3 separate regions of the Homo sapiens genome follow, and regions 2 and 3 are each linked to region 1. A link is a loop called in an ENCODE intact Hi-C map of the cell type or tissue named here. Cell type or tissue: K562. All regions are shown on one strand.

Evidence for each region. Hi-C counts contacts between places; a loop is a spot of excess contacts. Peaks named below come from ENCODE experiments on the same cell type or tissue, not always from the same donor. Only the 100,000 strongest peaks of a DNase experiment are listed, where the experiment ranks them.
Region 2: a loop joins it to region 1, with 3 times the contacts of the local background. A loop is called at or near these places in 8 of 110 quality-filtered maps.
Region 3: it touches region 1 in a loop (5-fold over the local background); 3 of 110 quality-filtered maps call a loop at or near these places.

What each region holds. Positions count from the first base shown.
Region 1 is chr7:77,653,295-77,661,294 of GRCh38, reverse strand. It overlaps APTR (Alu-mediated CDKN1A/p21 transcriptional regulator), which reads left to right. Exons shown (of 2, transcript NR_134254.1): 2 at 1,977-3,635. LOC105375363 (a long non-coding RNA gene) reads right to left here and starts at 7,954. Exons shown (of 3, transcript XR_927695.3): 1 at 7,556-7,954; 2 at 7,298-7,436; 3 at 2,874-5,539. In K562, a CTCF peak has its summit at 3,352; a DNase peak (open chromatin) is centred at 3,324.
Region 2 is chr7:78,015,904-78,023,903 of GRCh38, reverse strand. It overlaps MAGI2 (membrane associated guanylate kinase, WW and PDZ domain containing 2), which reads left to right. Exons shown (of 22, transcript NM_012301.4): 22 at 3,928-6,849. The coding sequence ends at 4,589. Among named protein-coding and RNA genes, the nearest start is that of DDX3ILA1, 30 kb to the right of the region's middle. RefSeq lists a silencer at 4,221-4,380 and an enhancer at 4,361-4,862. In K562, a CTCF peak has its summit at 3,160 (motif pointing left); DNase peaks (open chromatin) are centred at 3,193, 3,643, 3,963, 4,283 and 2 weaker places; H3K4me3 peaks cover 2,350 bases; H3K27me3 peaks cover 440 bases.
Region 3 is chr7:78,222,241-78,230,240 of GRCh38, reverse strand. The region is part of intron 10 of MAGI2 (membrane associated guanylate kinase, WW and PDZ domain containing 2); the gene reads left to right. Among named protein-coding and RNA genes, the nearest start is that of DDX3ILA1, 240 kb to the right of the region's middle. In K562, a CTCF peak has its summit at 3,984 (motif pointing right); a DNase peak (open chromatin) is centred at 4,020.

The DNA of each region.
Region 1 (8,000 bases):
ATCACTGCTCACTGTAGCCTCGACCTGCTGGGCTCAAGTGATCCTCCCATCTCAGCCTCCTGAGTAGGGGACTACACACAGGCACCACCATGATCCGGTAATTTTTAAATTTTTTGTAGAGACTGGGTCTTTTTTTTTTTTTTTTTTTTTTGAGATGAAGTCTCTCTCTGTCGTCCAGGCTGGAGTGCAGCGGCGCGATCTCGGCTCACAGTAACCTCTGCCTCCCAGATTCATTCAAGTGATTCTACTTCCTTAGCCTCCCAAGTAGCAGGGACTATAGGCGCCCGCCACCACGCCCGGCTAATTTTTGTTTCTTTTTTGGTTGTTGTTGTTGTTCGAGACAGAGTTTTGCTCTGTCTCCCAAGCTGGAGTGCAATGGCACGATATCAGCTCACTGCAACCTCTGCCTCCCGGGTTCAAGTGATTCTCGTGCCTCAGCCTTCCAAGTAGCTGGGATTATAGGTGCGCGCGACCACGTCCAGCTAATTTTTGTATTTTTAGCAGAGACAGAGTTTCACCACGTTGGCCAGGCTGGTTTCGAACTCCTGAGCTCACACGATCTGCCTGCTTTGCCCTCCCAAAGTGCTGGGATTATAGATGTGAGCCACTGCTCCCTGCCCTTTTTTTTTTTTTTTTTTTTTCAGAGTCTCACTCTGTTGCCCAGGCTGGAGTGCACTGGTGCAATCTCGGCTCACTGCAACCTATGCCTCCCGGGTTCAAGTGATTCTCCTGCCTCAGCCTCCGGAGTAGATGGGATTACAGGTGCCCGCCACCACACCCAGCTAATTTTTGTATTTTCAGTAGAGACAGGGTTTCACCATGTTGGCCAGGCTGGTCTCAAAGTCCTGACCTCAGGTGATCCACCACCTCAGCCTCCCAAAGTGCTGGGATTACAGATGTGAGCCCAGCCCCTGACTGCTGTTTGAGATATATGTTAGTTTCCTGAATTTGTGCTGAATATGGAGATGCTCTTCTAGGCCAAAGAAGTATTAAAGAAAATGATTACCTTAAAAAGCTAATTTGGGCCGGGTGCGGTGGCTCACGCCTGTAATCCCAGCACTTTGGGAGGCCGAGACACGCAGATCACAAGGTCAGGAGATCGAGACCATCCTGGCTAACACCGTGAAACCCCGTCTCTACCAAAAATACAAAAAATTAGCCGGGCACGGTGGCGGGCGCCTGTAGTCCCAGCTACTCGGGAGGCTGAGGCAGGAGAATGGCATGAACCCAGGAGGCAGAGCTTGCAGTGAGCCGAGGTCGCGCCACTGCACTCCAGCCTGGGTGACAGAGCGAGACTCCATCTCAAAAAAAAAAAAAAAAAAAAAAAAAAGCTAATTTAAAGGCTGCATGCAGTGGCTCATGCCTGTAATCCCAGTATTTGGGAGGCTGTGGTGGGAGGATTGCATGAGCCTAGGAGTTTGAGAACAGCCTGGGCAACAAAGCAAGACCCCATTTCTTAAAAAAATAAATAAAAAAATATTAGCTGGGCACAGTGGTGTGCACCTATAGTCCCAGCTACTTGGGAACCTGAGGTGGGAGGATCACTTGAGGCCAGGAGTTAGAGGCTGCAATGAGTCATGATGTCCCACTGCACTCCAGTCTGAGTGACAGAGCTAGACGCTGTCAAAAAAAAAAAAAAAAAAAGGCCCGGTGCTGTGTCTCACACCTGTAATATCAGCACTTTGGGAGGCTGAGGTGGGCGGATCACCTGCGGTCAGGAGCTCGAGACCAGCCTGACCAACATGGAGAAACCCCGTCTCTACTAAAAATACAAAAAATTAGACGGGCGTGGTGGGGGGCGCCTGTAATCCCAGCTACTCTGGAGGCTGAGGCAGGAGAATCGCTTGAACCCAGGAGGCGGAGGTTGCAGTGAGCTGAGATCGCGCCATCTAGCCCAGGCGACAGAGCAAGAGTCCGTCTCAAAAAAAAAAAAAAAAAGTTAATTAAAAAATTGCAATGTACTTGAATTTCCTCAGGTATCACCAGTCTGTGGGTACAAAAGGAGAGTAACATGAACGATTCAAATTCCACTGGCTCTTGTTCCCATGGATTCACAGAAGTTCAGCCCCATTTCAAAACTTCACATTTGCTTCTGGGAAGCCCATTCTGGAAAGTTTCTCTGTGGCCCTCTCCAGAAGGCAGCGCGACTTCCACCCAGCAACACAAGTCTCTGCAGCACCTGCCCCAGCAGCGCCAGCTGAGCCCCGGAAGCTGGGAAGGCTTAAGCTGACTCTTCTGCTGCACATAGCAAAAAATGGTCATTTCTGTAGTTGCAGCTCCAGATCTACAATAATCAATCTATATCCATATTTTATGGGGTTTTTTTGAGACAAAGTCTTGCTCTGTTACTCAGGCTGGAGTGCAGTGGCATTATCATCATTCACTTGTAGCCTTGACCTCCCTGGCTCAGGTGATCCTGTCACCTCAGCCTTCCAAGTAGCTGAGACCACAGGCATGCACCACTAAGCCTGGCTAATTTTTCAATTTTTATTTTTCGTAGAGACAGGGTCTCCCTGGGTTGCCCAAACTGGTCTTGAATTCCTGGGCTCAAGCAATCCTCCTGTCCCGGCACCCCGAAGTGTTGGGACTACAGGCATGAGCCACTGTGCACAGCCCTTTTTGTTTTTGTTTTTGTTTTTTTTTAAAGGTAATTTCCCAGTGGAATCCTCGAGATTTCTTCACGTTTTTGGAAAAATGAGTTACATTTTAGATTGTTTTCCTTTTTGGAATTTAATGGTATACATTATATTACATAGCTATGTTGAGCTCTATTTCTATTACACTAAAAAGTAGGCTAATTGTCTTAACTTTCATCAGTAATGACATTAAATGTGTGAAGATTATACTTGGAATAAAGCACTTGGATTCATTCATTTCTTCAGTAAATATTTATTGAGCACTAGTATGTTCCAACGAGTGTCTGTCTACATTCTGGGGACAAGTGATAACTAAATCCCTGTCCTCGTGGAGAGTTAACAATCAACAAACTAACAAACATTTAATTTATGTCATCAACTCATTTCCACAAATATAACAACATCTTGACTTCAAGTTTCCTGAGTTTCTGGTCTAAAGAATTGCTACCTTCAAGAGCTCAAATCATTTGTTGGGGAGAGAGGCCTGTGATATATTTTCTCCTTTACAATGAAAGTAGCTGTAAAAAGAGGAAGAGAAATTCTGAGGGTAAAGATAAAAAATGTTGAAATCTTCTTTCTGGATTTCAGATTGAGTCTCTTGCCCTAATTGATGCAATTTACACTCCATGCATCTCCTTCCCTGGACCTTCTCCAGTTCTTGGGGACTACAGATGAACTTACTTTTAATGCATTTTATGGCATTTGGAGGCCCTCCAGTGGACAAATACTATACCTGAAAAAAATCCTTTTGCTGTGCTAAAGTGTTCAGGTGTGAAGTGTACTCATGTTTGCAAATCACTTTGAAATATATAAACAAAAATGAATTAATGGATGAATAGAGTGATGCATAGATCATTAGACATGTGATAAAAATAACTGTTAATTGTAGAATCTAGATGATGAGTATATTATATGATATGGCCCACTGTATAATTCTTTCAACTTTTCTGTTTGAATGTTTGATAATAAAATATTGAATAAAAATCTTTTTGCTAAAGATTTATGCCTTGTAGTTCACATTATTGAAAATTTTGCTGAGATAACGTAAATTACCTTTCAAAAATCATCTTAAAAATTGTCTTAATAAACATGGATTAATTTTTATTTTTATTTTTGAGACAAGGTCTTACTCTGTCACCCAGGCTGGAATGCAGTGGCATGATCATGGCTCACTGCAGCCTTGAGCTTCCAAGCTCAAGAGATCCTCCCATCTCAGCCTTCTGAGTAGCTGGGACTAGAGACTAATTAAAAAATTAACCCAGCTAATTAAAAAACATTTTTTTTTTTTGAGATGGAGTCTCGTTCTGTTGCCCAGGCTGGAGTGGAGTGCAGTGGTGTGATCTTGGCTCACTGCAACCTCTACCTCCTGCCTCAGCCTCCTAGTAGCTGGGATTACAGATGTGCGCCACCACGCCTGGCTAACTTTTTTATTTTCTGTAAAGATGGGGTTTTGCCATGTTGGCCAGGCTGCCCTTGAACTCCTGACCTCAAGTGATTCACCTGCATCAGCCTCCCAGAGTGTTGGGAATCCAGGCATAAGCCACTGCACCAAGCCTTAAAAATGTTTTCGTAGAGACAGGGTCTCACTATCTTGCCAATGCTGGTCTTGAACTCCTGGGCTCAAGCAATCCTCTTGCCCCAGACTCCCAAAGTGCTGGGATTACAGGCACAAGCCCCTACACCCTGCCTGGATTAATTTTTAAATGTCTGAAAAACACTTATTTTTAGAAAGTTTAGACAATGTAAATGTGAAATAGCTCTATGAATTCTTTGTTTGAAAAAAGGCTTATCTTCCTGGAATATGTGTTTTATGAACTCAGGAAATTGTTAACAAGTTAACTGAATTTACTTTGCTTTTTAAATTAGAGAGGCGATTGTTTGAGAATTATTGACAATAATTTTTCTTAGAGGAGATGCATTGGTCTGGGTTCAACGCAGAGGTAAAATCTACCCTTAGCTGGTTTAAGCCAAAAGGGACTTATTACATGGTATATCATAAAATTTGTCAGATTAAAGAAACAGCGTATAAGCACTTTGGGAGGCCGAGGTGGGCAGATCACAAGGTCAGGAGTTTGAGACCAGCCTGGCCAATATGGTGAAACCCTGTCTCTACTAAAAATACAAAAATTAGCTGGGTGTGGTGGCCCTCGCCTGTAGTCCCAGCTACCCAGGAGGCTGAGGCAGGAGAATTGCTTGAACCCGGGAGGCGGAGGTTGCAGTGAGCCAAGATCGTGCCACTATACTCCTGCCTGGGCGGCAGAGAGAGACTCCATCTCAAAAAAAAAAAAAAAGAAAAAAGAAACAGTGTACAGGCTGAGCTTCAGGAGTGACTCACAAATCCACTTTATAGACCTGGGCTATCAAAACATGCTGTTGATGCCAGGATCCGGAAGCCAGCCCCTACAGCCGCTAGTTCCAGAGCCACATTACCTTTCCTATAAAACACTCCATCAGGAAGGATGCCTCATAATCTGTCTCTCTGCCACTCAATTATGAATTCTTCACTATATGCAAGTGCTTCTAGAAGTGGTTGGTTGGTTTGTTTTCAGACAGGGTCTCATTCTGTTGCTCAGGCTGGACTGCATTGCACAATCATGACGCCCTGCGGTCTTGACCTCCTGGGCTCAAGTGATTATTTTGCCTCAGCCTCCTGACTAGCTGGGACTACAGGTGCACGCCACCATGTCCCACTAATTTTTTTTTCTTTTTCAGAGATGGAGTCTCGCTATGTTGCCCAGGCTGGTCTTGAACTTCTGGGTTCAAGTGATCCTCCCACCTCAGCTGCCCAAAGTGTTGGAATTTAAAATTCATGTAACAGTCTGAAAAGGGTACCTTCTTCACTCTGACTGACGGCCACCTCCTTTCAGACAATTTCTTTGCAAGTTATGTGCATCTGGGTCCACCTGTAAGCAGAAAATCAGGTTAGGCCCTCAAGGAGCTTGCAAGCAAATGTGGAAGACATATTTTATAAACAGCTAATTTTAAATGATGTGGAAAAACTGCACAGAATACAAGAGCTAAGGAAGCCTGATGGAGAAAGCAGCTGATTCTGCCAGAGGTCAAGGGAGTGGTACATGGAGAAGTAGGAAGGCTTTATAAACAAAGTAAACTTGGTGGACTTTGAAAGGTATGTCACTCTACTTTTGCTTTTGGAGAAAGTGGTCAGGGTGGGGCCAAAGGAGCAAAGCACAGAGTTGGAAAATTCCAAGGTATATTTGGGGGCTAAATTTCTGGTTGAAGGTTAGGGTGGAGGAGCGGTGGGAGTGACAGATAAGGTAGAAAGCTTGGAGCTACATAATAGATGTCAAATGCTAAGGCCTTTATGCTCTCATGGTTAATTTCCTGGGAAGAATTACTTAAACAGAGCTGTTACTTCAATATATAATATCACCTAACTCCAGTCCCGCCTCCTCTCCCACATCCTTCATCTAGTATAGAGGGAACAAATCTTCCCTGCATTGTAACCTAGGACAAGTTACTTAACTTCTCTCTTTAACTTGATGTCCAAATCTATAAATGGAGATTGAAGATAGTGCCTATATGGTTAGTTAAATGATTTACTTAAAACAGTATGTGGACACAGTGAGCACCATATGGACGCTTGCTACATAAGTAAGTTGTAGGCAGTGGATACAGCATTGCCTATTAGAAATTCTCAAATAATTGTTTTGAGACATTTAAATAAAAAGGAGGCTGGGCACGGTGGCTCACACCTCTAATCCCAGCACTTTGGGATACCGAGGTGGGTGGATTATTTGAGGTCAGGAGTTTGAGACCAGCCTGGCCAAGATGGTGAAATCCTGTCTCTACAAAAAAAAAAAACAAAAAAATGAGCCAGGCATGGTGGCACGTGCCTGTAATCCCAGCTACTCGGGAGGCTGAGGCAGGAGAATCACTTGAACCCAGGAAGTGGAAGTTGCAGTGAGCCGAGACTGGGCCACTGCATGCCAGCCTGGGTGACAGAGTGAGACCCTGTCTCAAAAAAAAAAAAAAAAGAAGGATTTTTAGACTTGTGCTAACTCCCAATCATGGGCTTAAGACTTTCACAATAAAAATCATTATGTGTATATATCATTCTAGCCTTAAAAAACATAATTGCTAAAAGGACTATTAGAATGCCTTTCTATTTTACAGTCTGGGTAAATGCTTTCCCAGACTTAAGAGCTTCTTAGAGAGTTTTATCAAACATGCAGGCACATTTCTGATTATTTAAGGCTTAAGACTTTGGAAATTCTTTGGCATTTAGCTACAGCCTTTTGACATTTTTGCTGTTCATTACCAGTACCGTGCTGTGGAAAGGAAAAGAGAAGGGACACACAAGGTGATTTTATACACCTACAAACAGTGGAAAAGTGATAGTGGATAGGAAAAAAGTAGAATCTACATGAAATATTTGTAGATTTAACTTATGTTCTGTTCTCCATTATTGTAATTGTTTGTGTCATACATTGCTGCATAATAAACTACCGTAGGCCAGGTGCAGTGGCTCGTGCCTGTAATCCTAGCACGATGAGGGGGTGAAATGGGAACATTGCTTGAGGCCAGGAGTTCAAGACCGACCTGGGCAACATAGCAAGGCCCCATCTCTACATCTGAAAAAATAATAAATTAGAAACCTACTATAAAACATAACTTTAAAAGAACACTTAATGATTTCTCACCATTCTGCATGAGGGCGCTGCTGTATGACTTTCTTCCATGTGATGTGGGTTGGGACTTGTTGGGAATCTCCCCACGTGGTCTCTCATCCGTCCATGGCTTAGCCTGAGCTTCTTTACATGCCAGCAGGACCCCAAGAGACTGAAGCAGAAGGTCTCTTAAGGTCTCAGAACCAGCCCAGAAACACATCTGCTCATTTTATTGGTTAAAGCAAGGCACAAGGCCAGCTCAAATACTAGGGCTGGGAAAACAAACACTACCTTGATGGGAGGAGCTGCAAAATATTGTGGCTATGACTTCCAACACACCTCAGTAGCTGATCAAGTTGACTGTAAAATTAAATTGGACAAAATTGGTAAAAATTCCAGATTCTGACTTCTGCCAGACATTTATTCCATTTTGCATTTATCCCATTTGCATTTATTCCATTTGCAGATCTGCAGATTAGGAAGTAGACAGAAACAGTAAGAAAAAACACGTGGATAGTCTTAATCACTTTTCAAGTTTTTTTTTTTTGGAGATACAGGTTCTTGCTAGGATGCCCAGTTTGTAGTGCAGTGGCTATTGACAGATGATATACCACACTGTGGCCTCAAATTTCTGGGCGCAAATAATCCTCCCACTTCAGCCTCCTGAGTAGCTGGGACGATAGGCACATGCCACTGCGCCCAGCTTCAAGAAGTTTGTTTTTTTTTTTTTTTTGAG
Region 2 (8,000 bases), 360 kb before region 1:
AACAACTGCTGTACTGTGTTTTTAATTTGTATTACCTTTAATCGTTGTATTGTTATTTTGTATTTTTCCCAAATATTTTCCATCCTCATTTGGTTGAATTTGCAGATGTAGAACCCACAGATGTGGAGGGCCAACTATGTTAAGTTGAATACAGAGTCCTCTGGATTTCACATCAGAAAGGTCATCGGCAACCTTGACTAGAGCAGTTTCACCAGGGTAGTGGTGGAGAGGGCAGGCTGAGGAAGCCAGTTTGGAATGAAAGGATTTTCCTTCTTAATTTTAGCCACTGGGCCTGGGGACATTGGACAAAGGGGCTGCATAAATCCCAGCAGGCCAGATATGGCTGATTTCATCCTTCTAGGATGGGTCTCTATTATTTCTAATTGTAGTTAGAGCATCTCAGAACGTGAACGATGCTGTGTAGCACATCTTCCTTGGCAACCACCTCATAAATGAACATGATCACACACTTTAGCCAACGCCCAGGTCCAAAAAAGGAGAAAGGGAGGCAAGGAAGGAAGGAGGGAAGGAGGAGGCAGGGAAACAGGTAGGCAGGCAGGGAGGCAGGAAGGAGAAAAACATCGTCTGAAGGAAGCAGAACTAAATTGAACTCTTCTGGTTATTATATGTCAAGATTTCATAAAAACTAGATTTTCCAGTCTTAGAGAAGGGCTCTTCCTGTCCAGCACAATCTGTGTCACCTTGCTGAGGCAGGTGATAGGGCAAGGTGGGATATGGGCTGCCTACTGAAGAGGCCCCTTGTGCTTTACAGAGCTTTGCAGGCTCGTGCCTGGAGCTTTGCAGGCTCGTGCCTGGACAGACACCATATGTTTCGTACTGAACTGAAGAGTTCCTGTGCAGAAAAATGAAAATATTCAACCACTCATATAGATATCCATCTTTTAAATCACTTTGTGATATAGTAAATCTTAATTTCTTGTTAATATTTTTAACCCATAGTGACTTGGAACATTTTAGTTTTTAGTTTCTCCCGCTGTTAAGTGTTTAATGATCTATAAACAAACTCTTGAGAAACTTTTATAAGAGGAATCTTTGAATTTGTGAATAATTTCACCTTTTACGATATGAAAAATCACTGGAGGAGGGAAAGAAAAGAGTGTCTCCCTGAATCTCAGAAGTAATTTGAAGCCAACTAATGATGGATGGATGAATATTTTTTCATTTTTCTGGATAGGAACTCTCCAGTTCAATGCCAGATATGTAGTAAGATGTTCAGAAATAAATGCTAAGTCTTCTGCTTAAGGATAAGATCTGGTTCCTGTTGGTTGGCAGTGGCCACTGTTCTTGCCCATTTCACATACTTTAATCCTATTTGCAAGGTAACATCTTGGGACAGTTTCTAAGTAAAAAGAGTAAAGAAACCCAAATTTTTACTCCTAACTGGCCCATTTTGTAATCTTGGTCAAGTTAGTTAACCTCTCTCTACTTCAATTCCTCCTTCAGGAAATGGTGTGAGTAATATCAACCTTCTCCCCTTATCTAAGAAGTAATTTGAGGCCAGCTAATTAACTCTACCATATGTGATGTAATGATGGGGAAAAGAGCTATTAAAATGTGAAATATCATTACCATGGTCCAAGTCAGAGATCACTGTTGCACAAGCTACCCTCTAGTTAGGCCTTTTGAAGACCACTTTTTAACTCTTCTAAGCTGTATCTCGCTAGATGGGTGGATTGCCACCACTTATCATTTGTTAGTCTGATTTTAAACTCTAACCCACCCAAAAGTAGAACACATTCTCATTTTCATTGGATATATTTGCCTTTGAGGATTTCAGACTATTCCTTAAGGTAACCAAGGATACCTGAGGTGTAGCAAAATGACACCTGGGAATCACAGCACCTGGAAATGACTGCCTTATTGCACTTATTCAAAACCTCACCTGCAAAGGTACTAGTTAATGAGGCGGCTTCCACAGGAGCCCAATCCATAAGTAGGCAGCAGGTGGGGTACAGAAGAAAAATATGATTGACCCTCCCATTGCAAAGTGCTTTCCCTTAGAAAGTGTATGTCTCACATCTGTAAAGTTGGATATTTTATCCCCATCTTATAAAGGAAGAAATTGAGGCTCAGAGAGATTTAGTTGTTGGTCCAAAATCACGTCACCAGTAAATACATGCCAGAGCCAGGATTAGATTCCAGGACTTCTAGGATTTTACCATGTGAAAATGATAATGGACATCAGTGTATGGAAGAAGGAAGGTTAACATTATGCCCAAAATGTTCCATTCGAATTTCACATAGAATGAGAAACGTTTTTGATTTGCCATTCTAAAGATGGCCAGAATTATTGGGAAAACCATTGCCACTGCCCTTTTCCTCTCCTTATTGCTTTATAAATCAGTATCAAAGGTACTATATAAGAACCCTCAAGTTTCAAACAAAGTAGACCCTGGACATTAATGGACTGAGTATGCACAAGTATCACTGACAGCCTCTGACACGTTACAGAGGCAAGAGCTTGAATCACATGCACTGAGGTTGCTGTGTGGGACTGAATCTTTTAGCTAGTGAGGGAGGCTCACCTGGCACCCAGAATTCAAATCTATCAATGTGGTTTCTTCGTTCTCCACTCATGACCATATACCAATTCTGTGGAAGAAAAATTACACTCTAGAATATCACAAAATTTGAGCATTTCCAAGGTCATGAGACATATTTCTTACAAATATCAAGGATTCACAGTAATTGGATTTCCCTGCTTTCATTTCCCCTTAGTGGCCAGAAGCTCCAGGGAACTGTTGTTGCTCACAGTAGCAGCTAACTCATCTCAGATTCCTAATACATCTGTCCTTCTACTTGGCCTCTGACCAGCTGTTGCTTTAAAAAAAAAGTCATCTCTCATTTTAATCATTGTTTTATATGTGTTTTGATGTTGTCAATTGTCTTAAATCCTTTTTGGAAGTAGGTAACTTAAATCCTAAGTAAATGTTGGAACTAGACTTCCTAGAAAGAATTATCTTAGTCCTGGGGCCCTCCATAATGTTAGAAGTACTAAAAAGAATTAAGTTCCATCCGGACTTGGCAAAGAAAAAAAATGGAATTAAGGACGATTTTTTTTAAAAAATGATAGTTTTAAAATGTATTTATCCAAATTCTGAAACTGACAGCAGCTAGGAATATGCTTTGAGTGACACCTACTGGTTGAGAACGTCACTTCCCAACTTCCAGAGAACCCAGACCAGTGTTTCTCAAAGCTTGGCTCTAAACCAAGCTTGTCCAACCCGCCTCCAGCTTTGAATGTGACCCAACACAAATTTGTAAACTTTCTTAAAAGATTATGAGATTTATGCATGGACCTTTTTTTTTTGAGCCCATCAGCTATCGTTAGTGTATTTTATGTGTAGCCCAAGACAATTCTAATGTAGCCCAAAGAAGCCAAAAGATTGGACACCCCTGCTAGGCCACCTTTTTCAGAATGGGTGCCTGATAAAAATACAGAGGACTTCCTGGGCCCCGTGCTGCTGAAACCTCCGGGCCTGCTCCTCCCGGGGAATCTGTATTTTTCACCACCACCCTGGTGATTCCAAGGTCTACTCGAGTTGGAGACCCATTTATTCAAGGGCTGTCAAGTGAGCTGTCTATACAGGACTATCAGGCCCGAGAACACCCCCGGAAGTTAGCAGGGCCAAGGCGAAGGGATTAGGCCTGGGCTTCGCGTTGGCCTCCCCGGTCCACGGACGAGGTTCGGGGCGTGGGGGCTAAGCGGGGCGGAGGGAACCCCCAAATCCCCGGGGGCGCGGCCGCTGCCCTCTCGGCAGTGAGGGTGGGGGTGGGGGTGGGGGCGGCGGTGGCTCCGGCCCCTGAGAGCAATCGCCCCAGCTGCCTGCCCCTGTCCCCGGCGTAGAGAGGGCACGGGGACGTCCTGCGTGCGCCACTGCTAACGCCTGTGCTTCCCGTCCACAGACGAACCCGCCCCCTGGAGTTCTCCCGCTGCCGCCGCCCCAGGTCTGCCGGAAGTAGGCGTCTCCCTGGACGACGGCCTCGCTCCATTCTCTCCATCACATCCAGCCCCACCCTCCGACCCTTCCCACCAGATAAGCCCAGGCCCAACTTGGGATATCAAACGGGAACACGACGTTAGGAAACCAAAGGAGCTTTCAGCCTGCGGCCAGAAGAAGCAGCGCCTCGGGGAGCAGAGGGAGCGCTCGGCGAGTCCGCAGAGGGCCGCGCGGCCGAGGCTCGAGGAGGCGCCCGGCGGCCAGGGGCGGCCCGAGGCCGGCAGGCCCGCCTCGGAGGCCAGGGCGCCCGGGCTCGCGGCGGCAGACGCGGCGGACGCGGCGCGGGCGGGCGGGAAGGAGGCGCCCCGTGCGGCGGCGGGCTCCGAGCTCTGCCGGCGCGAAGGCCCGGGGGCTGCGCCGGCGTTTGCCGGCCCGGGCGGCGGCGGCAGCGGCGCGCTGGAGGCCGAGGGCAGGGCGGGTGCGCGCGCGGGTCCCCGGCCGGGCCCGCGACCCCCGGGGGGCGCCCCGGCGCGCAAGGCCGCCGTCGCGCCGGGGCCCTGGAAGGTGCCGGGTTCTGACAAGCTGCCCAGCGTCCTCAAACCCGGCGCCTCGGCCGCCAGCAGATGAGCCGCGCGGCCACGGCCAACCCGCCCGCCCCGGCGCAGGCAGTTCTTCTTAGGTTCCGTCTCACGGCGTTTTAATTTATTTTCACTGTCACACGCATAGATCCACGAGGCACCAAGGCCTGGGAGCATCGACGTGAAGTCCCACGTGTCCGGTGTGCTTGGGCGGCATCGCATCAACGCGCAGACCTAAACTGATCCTAAAGCCCCCGGTTCCCTTGTGGGGGCTTTGGCAGCTATGGAAGAACCAAAATAACGTGAAGAACATCACAGAGAGACAGTGCAGTGTAGCTTTAGTTTAAGAAAAAAAAATATTCCTCCCCACTGCATGAAGGACTTGGATGTCATCCAAACTTTATATCAAGAAACAGGACAAAGTTAAGAGCAATCACAAACTGGAATATCGCCTTAAAAATCAAACTGCACGGAGCAAGCTGAAACTGAGACAAGATTATATCTTTTAATTGATCTAAAGCGTTGTAAATAAATTGTTCTCGACATATCTAGACAGGGGTTAAAGGGTTTCTTTGACACATTCGGAACCGTTCACCCATGACATGTTTCCATGGCTCACCCTTGGCATCCATCCTCGGTGTTAGCAGCAGCGTTCCCTGCCTCCTGCAGGATGACTTAGAAATCTAGTGAGTTTCTTGGTGTGATGCCATTTTTATTGCCCTTTCTGTGATCAAATCATATTTCTGTACATTTTCAGTGGTAGAAAAAAAAGGTTTTAAAAATTGTATCCTAGGGAACAGTTTGCCATAAGTCAGAATTTTGCAGTTTAGCTCATAGATCTTAATTGGTTTTTCTCTAAAATATGAATTTTATAATTGAAGGACCACAATTTGTTTAATCAAGATAGGCAACGCTGCAGTTCCTTTATGAAGAGGCTTTTCTGTCGTCCCAGGCTAGCAGAGATGGATAGCTTCTTTGTCAGCAATGTGATTTCACTTATTTTATTGTCTTATTTTAAACCCTGTCTCCATGACTTCATTTGCACTTTGACAGAGCAGAGGCAGAGTATTTGTCTTATATTTCTCAGATTATAATATTAAAAAATTACAATCAATTTATTTTCATTAAAGAACGTGAGTCTTTTTAGCATTCCTTTCTGCTTATCCTTCTTTCCTTACCCTTTGTCCTTTTGTTTCCATTAGTTTTCTTTCGTCTTGTATTCCTTGCCACTTTATTTTGTTAGCAACTTCTAGATGTTTATCTTCATGGATCTATGATTGACCTCCTAGTAAAATTCTAAGTCTTGCCTTTCTTCCCTGCTGTTTTAGCATTTCTTTGTAAAATGTTAGCTTCAATTAATTAGCCATTGGTACTTACTGTAGCTACACATATTAAAAGGCAAAGTGTTTCTGAAGGCAATTTCTTTTTAATATGCCCGAATGAATGAGGCTTCATCCTTTCCATATTCTTACTCTTTACAGGAGTTCAAATGCAAATAAGCTCCACCTCCCTGCACTTGTAGTCTAAAAAGTAAAAGGGGCGATCAGGTCCATCTCAAAGGTCACACGTAATAGCCTCCCTGGGCTGATCATTCCCTCTCCTTGTAATTGCAGTATCCTGAGTAGCAGTTTAATTTTCATCAAACATCGGAGTAGTTTAGTTGTTTGACAGGAGGAGAATAAGGCTGAAAGCCTCAAGTGAAGGATCTTGCAGCTTGTAAAAGCAATTTCCAAAAATGAAACCCATTCATCGTAAACAAAAGCACAAACACTTGTAGCAGTTTATAATGCTTTTGGTTTAATCTCAATTAGTCTTTCTCCCCTGGACTAGAAATCCAGTATAGTTTGCCATTAATTTATTGAATCTGGTTTTGGACAATGCTTCTGTAGTGTAGCTGCACGTCCTGGTACTGTATCCTCTGACTTTATTTTCCATGTATTACAAAAGGAAAAAAAAATTGAGATTACACTGGCATAAACTCTAGTTTGCACAGTTCACAGCTACTACTTGTGCAGTAATTGCTTTATGCGGCTGTAATCCATAACCTGTGAAGACAGCACATCATCTAAATCCCATTCCAAATAATATTTGTGTAGTGTTAGCTGTGAATTTACCCTGTACAGCTGTATCTCTATAAATATAATTCCATGTATTAATAGTCACAGAAAGACTGTAAGTGAGCAACTATTTTTATGAAACGTACCACTATGGATAAATTAACTTTTACAGAAATCTTGTTTACTGTATGATATTCTAAAACACTGTCAAATAAAATATATATCCAAAAATCTTTTCTTTTTCCAACTATATAGGCTGTGTGTTAATTTGAAATAGATTATTACTGGGGGTTAACTTAGTTTTTCAAAACTGCAGTTTTCATCGACTTTTTTTATTTTTGGAAGTATAAGTTTTAATGCCCCAAATAGGACTTTTTTGAAACTTGAATCTAAAAGCAGTGGCATTACATGGGAAAGATCATTGGCTTTTTTGGCCTAAGTAAACAGTTTTCTCAGTCTTGTTGATATTTGCTTGTCAGGTTACTACATCATTCATGAATTGGCTGTATATTTCTGTTGCTTGCTACATTGATCGATACTTTACCTTTTTTCAAAAAGGATTTAAAGTATCCATCTGTAATAAATTCCATCACATTTTTTCCTTTTAATTCTGAAATTTTCTCATGCAAAATCCCAAGGAGTTCATGCAGAAGCCAACATAGCAAGCAGCAGTGAACTGGTCCAAAATGAATGGTTGAATATAGCTTTTGTCATGTATTGCGATGCCTGTGGTAGGAAGGGAGAGTTCTGCTTGGCCCTTGGGTGATTACAACCCTGCCATCGAGGAGTTGACGATCGGAAGGAACAGTTCAACGCTAATCAAGATCCTCCTCTCCACCTGTCAGTAGGAGGCCTAAAGTTCCCAAACTGTCCATCTTTCATTCCAATACAAAATTTTTAATATCGTGCATCATTTTTATAAAAGGAAAGAGGTGATGTATAAAATGGAACACAAAAATTATGAAATTTGTAACACATGTAGTTCTTTATGAAGTAATCTGAGAATGGGCCAGTGCAAGCTGAAAAAGACCTATATAAAAATGTTGTTTAAATGGAATATAAATATTCATCCTGCACTACTTATTTTAAAATAAGAAATACAAATTACTAAGACACCAAAAGATAGGAAGCCAGAGATCAAAGGACTAGGATAGGGATAAGGCAGGAACTAGGGGGAAGCCAGCAAGGCCCCTGCTGGCTTGAACAGGGCCTTATCATGAATTCATGTCTCCAAGGTATAGGCAGGAAACTCTGAACAGAGGAGGGACTCAGATGGGGACTGGCCAAAGGGTGAGTGTGCCTTCCTCTAAAGCTCCTTGTTTGTCAAGTCCAGTACGGAACAGTATTCCAACTTCTCAAGAGAAGGAAGAAAAAAAAAATCAGGTCTTTATTTGAAATTTTTT
Region 3 (8,000 bases), 570 kb before region 1:
ACTCCAAAATGTCTGAAAACACTTTAATGCAATTCAAAACAGTGCCCTCGAGTGTTAGGGAGAATTTTTCTGCTCTGCCTTATCAGGCATGATGAGATGAGCACAGTGTTTGGTCTAATTAGTTCTAGTGCTATTCCCCTGAGCGATACTTGAAGGCATTCTTTAACTTGAGAAATTAATAAGGACAAAAAAAAGGACAATGTGTCGATTCAAATATATGCAGTTTACTAACAGTTAACGTAGGCACTGTTAACTGAACGTTTATTAGAACCATGTTCTAATCGTCATTTTTCTGTGGGTCACTAATCCCTGTTTACTAGATATTGGTGGACCTCTTGGCCAAGAATGGCTGGGGATCCTCCGAATCTGTGTCTGGAGTCTCAGTTTTCATCTGACATGCTTGACCACTTCTGCCAGAATCCAGGAGCTCTCTCTTATGACACCTGCAGTGACTTCTATTGGTGTCTCCCACTTGGGTTGGAGGTCTTGTAAGATAGATCACAAGGACCCTTCTCTGTCATCGTCCCTTCCTATTTAGGAACCTGGCTTACTGGTTCCAAAACAAATATTACTGTAAAAGGCCAAAACAGCCTATCCCTCCTTGGCAGAGTGATCCAGAGCTGTCACACAGGCTCAGTGTCCTTGCAGGACCACGGGCTGTCTCCTCCTGACCTAGCACAGTGCCACACCATAGTGCTGGCCTTTTTGACGTGAAGCTCGCCCCATTTGTCCAGAATCCACACAGAGCCCAGTATGTGGTTTCTTCCTCAGCTAGAGTGAAAGAAAACCCACCAAAGCCTGATTTCCTTGCAAAGTGAAGGTGTTGGGAGGCAGCCCAGCATGGTTGTTAGGACACAGGCCCTGAGTTCAAATCTTGGTGTTCACTTGGCCTGTGTGATCTGCCACATGTATCTTAGGATCTCCAAACTTCAGTTTCCTTACCTCTAATGGAGCTATCAGTGTGCTAATTACAAGGACTAAACAAGAAAATCCACATAGAGCACTTAGCACAGTGCCTGGTGCAAAAGCTGTGCTCAATAAATCTTGGCTGGTGTTGGCAGTTAGAGTCCCCAGTTAACAGACCATTCCCATTCTCTCCCCTCATCCATTTCTTTTGAGTTTGGGAATAAGTTGCAAAATGTGTGTCATGATGGTCTATAGATCAGAAACCATCAAATCTACTCTGCTCAGGCAGAGCCATATTCCAGCCTCAATTGATTTGCATTGGCCGAAAGGCCCCTGTGGGCACGAGATTCTAGATGGTCTCCACCTTCCTAGAAGATGTTTATGTTATAATCTAGTGTATTAGGTAAATGAAGTTATCCAAGAAATATGTTACATCTTCCCTTCAAAACTGTTTCCTCATAATGAAATAATTACTCTGGAATTCACCATAGGTAACAACGGCCTCAGCTACAAAGGTTTTCAATGTGGGCAGGATCATAAAGATCTTTTCTTATTTACATTTTAGTCTCATATACATTATATTTAATGAGTGTTTTTTTCCTTCCCCATAAATATATTTCTACTTTTACTGACTTTTAGTTAAATAAAGATTTGCCACATCTACTGATATTCTCAATAACAAGTATTTTAAATATAAACACTCGGAAACCCTGAGTTTTGTATTTTCAGCATCTAAAAAATTTCTAAAATGCTGATTTAAAGCATGGAGTCTCTGCTGTTGATGTTGCCCCTCTTGGGTTGTGAGTCTTGTAAAATGGGTCTCTAAGGAACCTGCTCTATCATTGCCCCTTCCTGTTAGAACCTTGCTTACTGATTCCCAAATACTAACTCAAAAGGCCAACCCATCATAACCATTCTAGATGTGGTGAGCCACAACTATTGGTTAATAGCCTTCATTTCTTCAGAAATTCTCCTTCACTGGTTCCATAATTTATATTTTCTATAAACTCGTAACCCTAAGTGATTCTGATGCAGATGGTTTAGGGACCGCAACTTAGGAAACAGTGATCTAGGTCAGAGATCAGCAAACCATGGCTCTTGCCAAATTCAGTCCACCATCTGCTTTTGTATGGCTCTTGAGCTAAGGATGGTTTTTACATTTTTAAATGTCTTAAAATGTTAAAAGAAGAATACTCTTTTGTAACAGGTAGGAGTTGTACAAAATTCAAATTTCAATGTCCATAAAATGTTATTGGAACACAGCCACACTCATTGGTTTGAGCATTCTCAATGGCTGCTTTTGCATTGTGAGGGCAGAGTTGAGTAGTTGCAACAGAGATCATGTAGCCTGCAAAGCCTAACATATTTACTGTCTGGCTCTTTACAGAAAAATTTTGCCAGTCTGTTGTCTAGGCATTCACAATAACCAATGATGCTTCTAAGGGTTTAAAACACACACACACACACACACACACACACACACAACTGAGTAAGAAGGCAGTATGGTATTTCTATGACACAACTTCCTCAGGTGACAGAGAAGACAAGAGTGACAAATGAGAAGTGGAGGGGAGGATTACCCAGGCTTTCTGCACAACAAGAAGGGGGGAAATTATATTTTTCTATTTCACTCATGCCTGTGAAGAGAACATCATTTCATTAGGAAGGTGGAGTTCATGCACATGAAATATCCAATAAATATTAAAAGAGAAATATACTTAAAGTCTAAATCCTATGATGCAAATAAAAGTGAGAGGAACTTAGGAAAAGAATCGCCTGAAGGTGAGATTAAAGGTGGACAAGGATTTAAGGTTAAATGGACAGAGAAGGGGGAAAAGGACTTCCCACTTTGAGTAGCTCTGTGAGTCATGAGACCTTAGAGGTGAGATGGACTAGGTCCAGTTAGAGAAGTTCTTTGATGAGCAGAACTCTGGTGAAAGTTCATACTGGGATGTAATCAAGATACTGTTGGGTAATTGAAATAGGGACAGATCCTCCGGTAGGGCCTTGAATGCCCAGCAAGAGAGTCCAGACTTACTCTAATGAGCAATGATGATGACCAGTGTAGGTGTTTTATCAACATATCAAGAACATGTGTTAGAAAAATGACTGACAACAATGTGGAATCAGACTCAAAAAGGAAAAATATATCTAAGAAACTATTTTTAAATGAATATTCAGAGAGTTATACTTTTACAGCCCTTTTTACACCAACTGTACAAGAAAAGAATAGAAACACCAAAATTGTGGAGAGGGTGGAAGCCTTGAATAGATTTATGCCCTAAACTTTTCTTAAAGCTCTTTTAAGTCTCTCTTTTTAATGATGCTGTCCCACAAAATATCTATAATCAAACTAAAATCTGATTTTAAAACCCATGCATTTAATCATGCATGTCCCAACCCTGCAATTATTGGCATTCACATCTGATTTACAGAAAACTCATTTCCATGGTCCCCTCAGCCTTGTTGTGCAAATGTCCAGTGAAACTCTAGTTCTGTTAAAAGTGTCAATCTGACTGTACATTTACCTAACAGTTTCTTCCTTGAGAAGCCATTTATATGTTCATAAGCCTCACAGAGAAATACGTACATATATACATACACACGCACAGTGCATTTTAAAATTGTTTTACCTGGCAGGAAAAGGTAGTTACCTCTAAAGCTTACAATGGCAGCTATTCAAAGGCAGACCGTGATATTACACGGTAGTTTAAGAGAGGAAATATAATTTCGGTGGTGGGAGACATTCACGTAGGCCGAGGCAATTACCAGGGTTGGACTTCAGCCAGAATATCTGAATTAACTGAAAAAGGTCTCATTCGCTGCCAGTGGCACTGAATCACTAACGAGCATGAATGTAAAGTCCCAACTCCAAATTGGTCTCAAGGCTCAGCTATAAAGTTGAAATAAGGAGAGTAATGCCTGTATTTTGTCTATAATCCATTAATTTGCCTATCATGCCAAAGCCTCATTTGAGAGAAGTTCCTGCTGGCCACTTTTTTTTTTTTTTTTTTAAACATTTGTATACTTTCTGCAGTCACTCTCTGACATTCAGTTAAACTGCACTGCACACCGGTAGGGGGCACCATTCGCACAGAATCTATGACCTAGACCTGTGAGGGTGGCATATTGACTGGGAGTGGTCCAGAAACCTGTCACCAGTGCTCAAAGAAAGACATAAAAAATTGAAATTAAGCATTAAAAACTCATATGGCAAATTGACATGAGTAATTTTATATCAGTTGAATCAATTTTTAAAACAGGGGCTTATATTTTTCTCTTTTAATTTTCTAATAATTTTCTTTACAAACATTTGGCTTTTGGATTTGAATTTTTTTAAAAACTGGTCTTTGCCAGAGATTGTTTGAGAAGCACTCCCTGTCTTAGACTTATCTATCATGTGAACAGCACCCTCGGCGTTGTACAATGTGGCTGCAGGAGCAAAGAATTGCAGAAAACAAGATCTGCCTTGGACACTCAAAGGACTAAAAGAAGAATTTTAATTTATCTAGAAATATTTTAATCACTCAGCAAGAAGTGGACTAGGGCGAAAAGAAGCCCATGCGCAGAATGCTGTCTGGACTGGACTGTTTAGAAAGAAATTGACCTCTCTCTGGTCAGTCCTTGCCAAATATGGACTTGGTTTTGAAGCACTCTCACCCCAACAAATATTCAGGCTATTTTGCTTTTGGAACTGTGCCTAAAGCAGTTCTATTTCTAAAACTCTGAGGTGCAGAAATGTGAACACATGGAGCCAGATACATAGTAAGTGCTCAAAACATTTTTCTGGTAAAACCCCATCTTTACAAAAAACACAAATACAGGTGCATGTTGGCATATGCCTGTAGTCCTGGCTACTCGGGAGGCTGAGGTAGGAGGATCACCTAAGACCAGGAGGCCAAGGCTGCAGTGAATGGTGACTGTGCCACTGCCCTCCAGTCTAATCAATAGAGCAAGACCCTGTCTCAAAAAAAAAAATTATCTATAAATAAAAAAATTAAATGTGGGAAGGGTCTTCACTAGACAATCATCTTGGTTGGCTCTACTGACGATAAACCAAGGCATAGTGTTTCTAGCAATGGTCTGAGAGGCAACCTGCTCACGGGGATAAACAAAAACTTGGAATCTCAGAAAATAAGGGGGTAAGAATTCAAGCTGAAAGGCTGCTGCAGCTGACAAGTGATCTCTGATGAGTAATCAGCCTTGGGTCTTACAGCAGTTTGTGCAGTATCCCAAAGAAAGACTCCAGGGAAGCAGTGTGCAGAAGCCAGGCCGGCAGGTAGTTTGCTTCCAGGATATCTGCAGGGACTGGGCCAGCAGAGCCAATTCTGTGTAAGTTGGAGGTGAGGTGAGCAGAGGGAAGGCGGGGGTAGCAGCCAGACCTCAGGACCTATTTCTCTGCTGGGAATGACAGTCTGGGGTCCTGAGAACATGGAGGAATGCCCAGCATCTTCAGTGACTTGATGCTGAGTGACGGTAGAGACATGGACTTCCAAAAATGCCATTCACCGTGAGGCTTTTCCTTGGTGGGAATGGAGACTGTTGAAATAGGACAAAGGTGGAAAACTGTCTGTTATTTACCTGATACACTTCCTCCAAAACAAAAAGGGGAACTATTTGGTGAAAAAAAAAAAAAAAAATTTACGTTGTTGTTGCTGTTGTTGTTGTTGAGACAGAGTCTCACTCTGTTGCCCAGGCTGGAATGTGGTGGCTTGATCTTGGCTCACTGCGACCTCCACCTCCTGGGCTCAAGCCATCCCCCTGCGTCAGCCTCCCAAGTAGTTGGGACCACAGGCACACGCCACCATGCCCGGCTAATCTTTGTGTTTTCAGCAGAGACAGGGTTTCCCCATGGTGGCCAGGCTAGTCTCAAACTCCTGACCTCAAGTGATCTGTCCACCGCAGCCTCCCAAAGTGCTGGGATTATAGGCATGAGCCACCGCGCCTGGTCAAAAAAAGAGCACTTATAACTCACTGTGTAAAACTAAGTGAGTACGAAGACTAACGAGTGGAGAGCTTTTTTCCCACACAACCTGATAACTCACCTCACAAGTCACATAGGTAAAAACTTTACTTTTAATCATCCTAAAGAAAATAAAATAAATAAAATGTTTGGTTTCTGCATAAATTCTACATTGTTCATTGCTCCTGTACTCCAATTCCCAGATGAGGCAAATCAATCCAAAACTCCAAAAATGCCAACTGAACAAACCATTCTATTTCACAATGAAATCTACGTACTCTGTAGAATTGAGAATGAGAAAGCGTTACCCTAACATTTGCCTTTGAATCAAGCAGTCCAAGGCTTTACATGATTTTGGTCCAAGGGATAATAAATGTTCAGGAGAGCAATTGCTTCTGCAAGTCAATTGTACCAAGTCGGTAAGCTTAAACATGGAGCAATTTTATTTTAAAAGTGCCCTACATGCCTGGGAAAAGCAGTGGCTTTAATAAAAATAGACAATAATGATGATGAATATAATAGTGATATTTTATACTCATCTGTTCCCTTTTTAGTTTTGGATTCAAAAATGCATAAATTCTCTTCTGGGTTTCTACTAGCTTTTATACCATAAATCTGTTTTCATTGTGAAAAAAAAGGGGCAGTATAAAATATTGGCCATAAATCATAAAATAGGGAGGCTTGTGGCATTACAGTAAATGGTTTTGGTGAGGTAAATTATCTTGTTAAGTCCTTATCAACATTTTTAATGGTTATTTTTGATTATTTAGTATATTAATATTTTGAAATTTTCAGTTTATTGGTTACTATTTCTTTGAACTATTTGATAACATAACTTGTTAATATTTCTTTAAAGTTTCAGAACTTTTGAGGTAGTTATCCTCTCCCCTAAATTGGATTGCTGTCACCACTATTTATGTCTTCCCTCTTTACAAGTACTTTAAGAATATAATTTCTATTTTCAGAAATCTCAAAGCTAACTCTTAAATATATCTCTGGGTGGTTCTTCAAACCTGTAGGTCAAGTATGTGAGAGCACTTTTTTTTTAGTACAGAAAGCTCTTAAAAGTGGAGAGCATTTTAAGAAAAATGAAAGAACAAATGGTCTGGGGAACAAAGTGAGAAAACATACATGTTTTTCTAATCTTCCTAAAAGGAAGACTGATGTAAAGGAAGAAACATACAGGCTTAGAACTCAAAAGTCTTAAAAGATGAAAGCCCAGGTGTGATACCCGCACACCTAGAAACTGTGGTATGAACAGACAGAGACAGGAGCAGTTCACCTTTGACTGCCCAGACAATTGAGAGGCTATTTATGATCCACAGAAATATTGACAGCTGTGTTGTTCAGAGTATCCCCCCATAACCATGTTTCATGAGGGAGACAATTTTTCTTCTGTTTATTTTCTGATTTATCTCTTCAGCCCTGGGTAACTTTTATGGGTGTGGTTTGATTTGATTTTTGCTTTTCATTACACTTTTCACTCAGTGTTAATTATTTGGTTTTCCTTTTGGCTTGAGAAATATCCATGTTCTGGGTATAAATTCCCTCTTAATCTAAGGAAATTCTCTTTTCTGGCTTTTCATTTGTTAGCTCATGAAGTTTCCTGCAACAGTACAGGACCTATGTGTTAAGAAGCATCAGATGGCAAAGCTTGGACTCTACATAAAGTGACTGTTAGTTTTCTTAGCAATCAGAGATGGGGCCTTCATAGATTCACACTTGGCCATTTTCAAACCCTACTGTGTTTGGGGGCAGTAAAACAAACAATGATTAAGAACCTTAGGTTCAAAAGTAGTTTTAAAATCCTAGCTCTGCCACCTAGTGACTGTGTGACTGGGGGTAAGTTACTTTTCATCTCTAAATCTGCAGTTACTTCATTTGTAAAATGGGATGCTAAGAGAACCTACTTCACGTGGTTGTTGTGAGGATTAAATGGCATGATGTGAAGTGCCTGCCAGAATAAGGACCCAGGAAATGTGACTTATTGTTTGCAGTTTTTCATTTTTCCTTGTTCTGTGTTATTTTTCTCCATAGAGCTCATGAAGCTGGCAAGCTAGAGAACTTACTGATAGATTGTGTACAGGAGTTGAAACAGCTGCTGAAGAGAAAAATCAACATCAATTTTTTG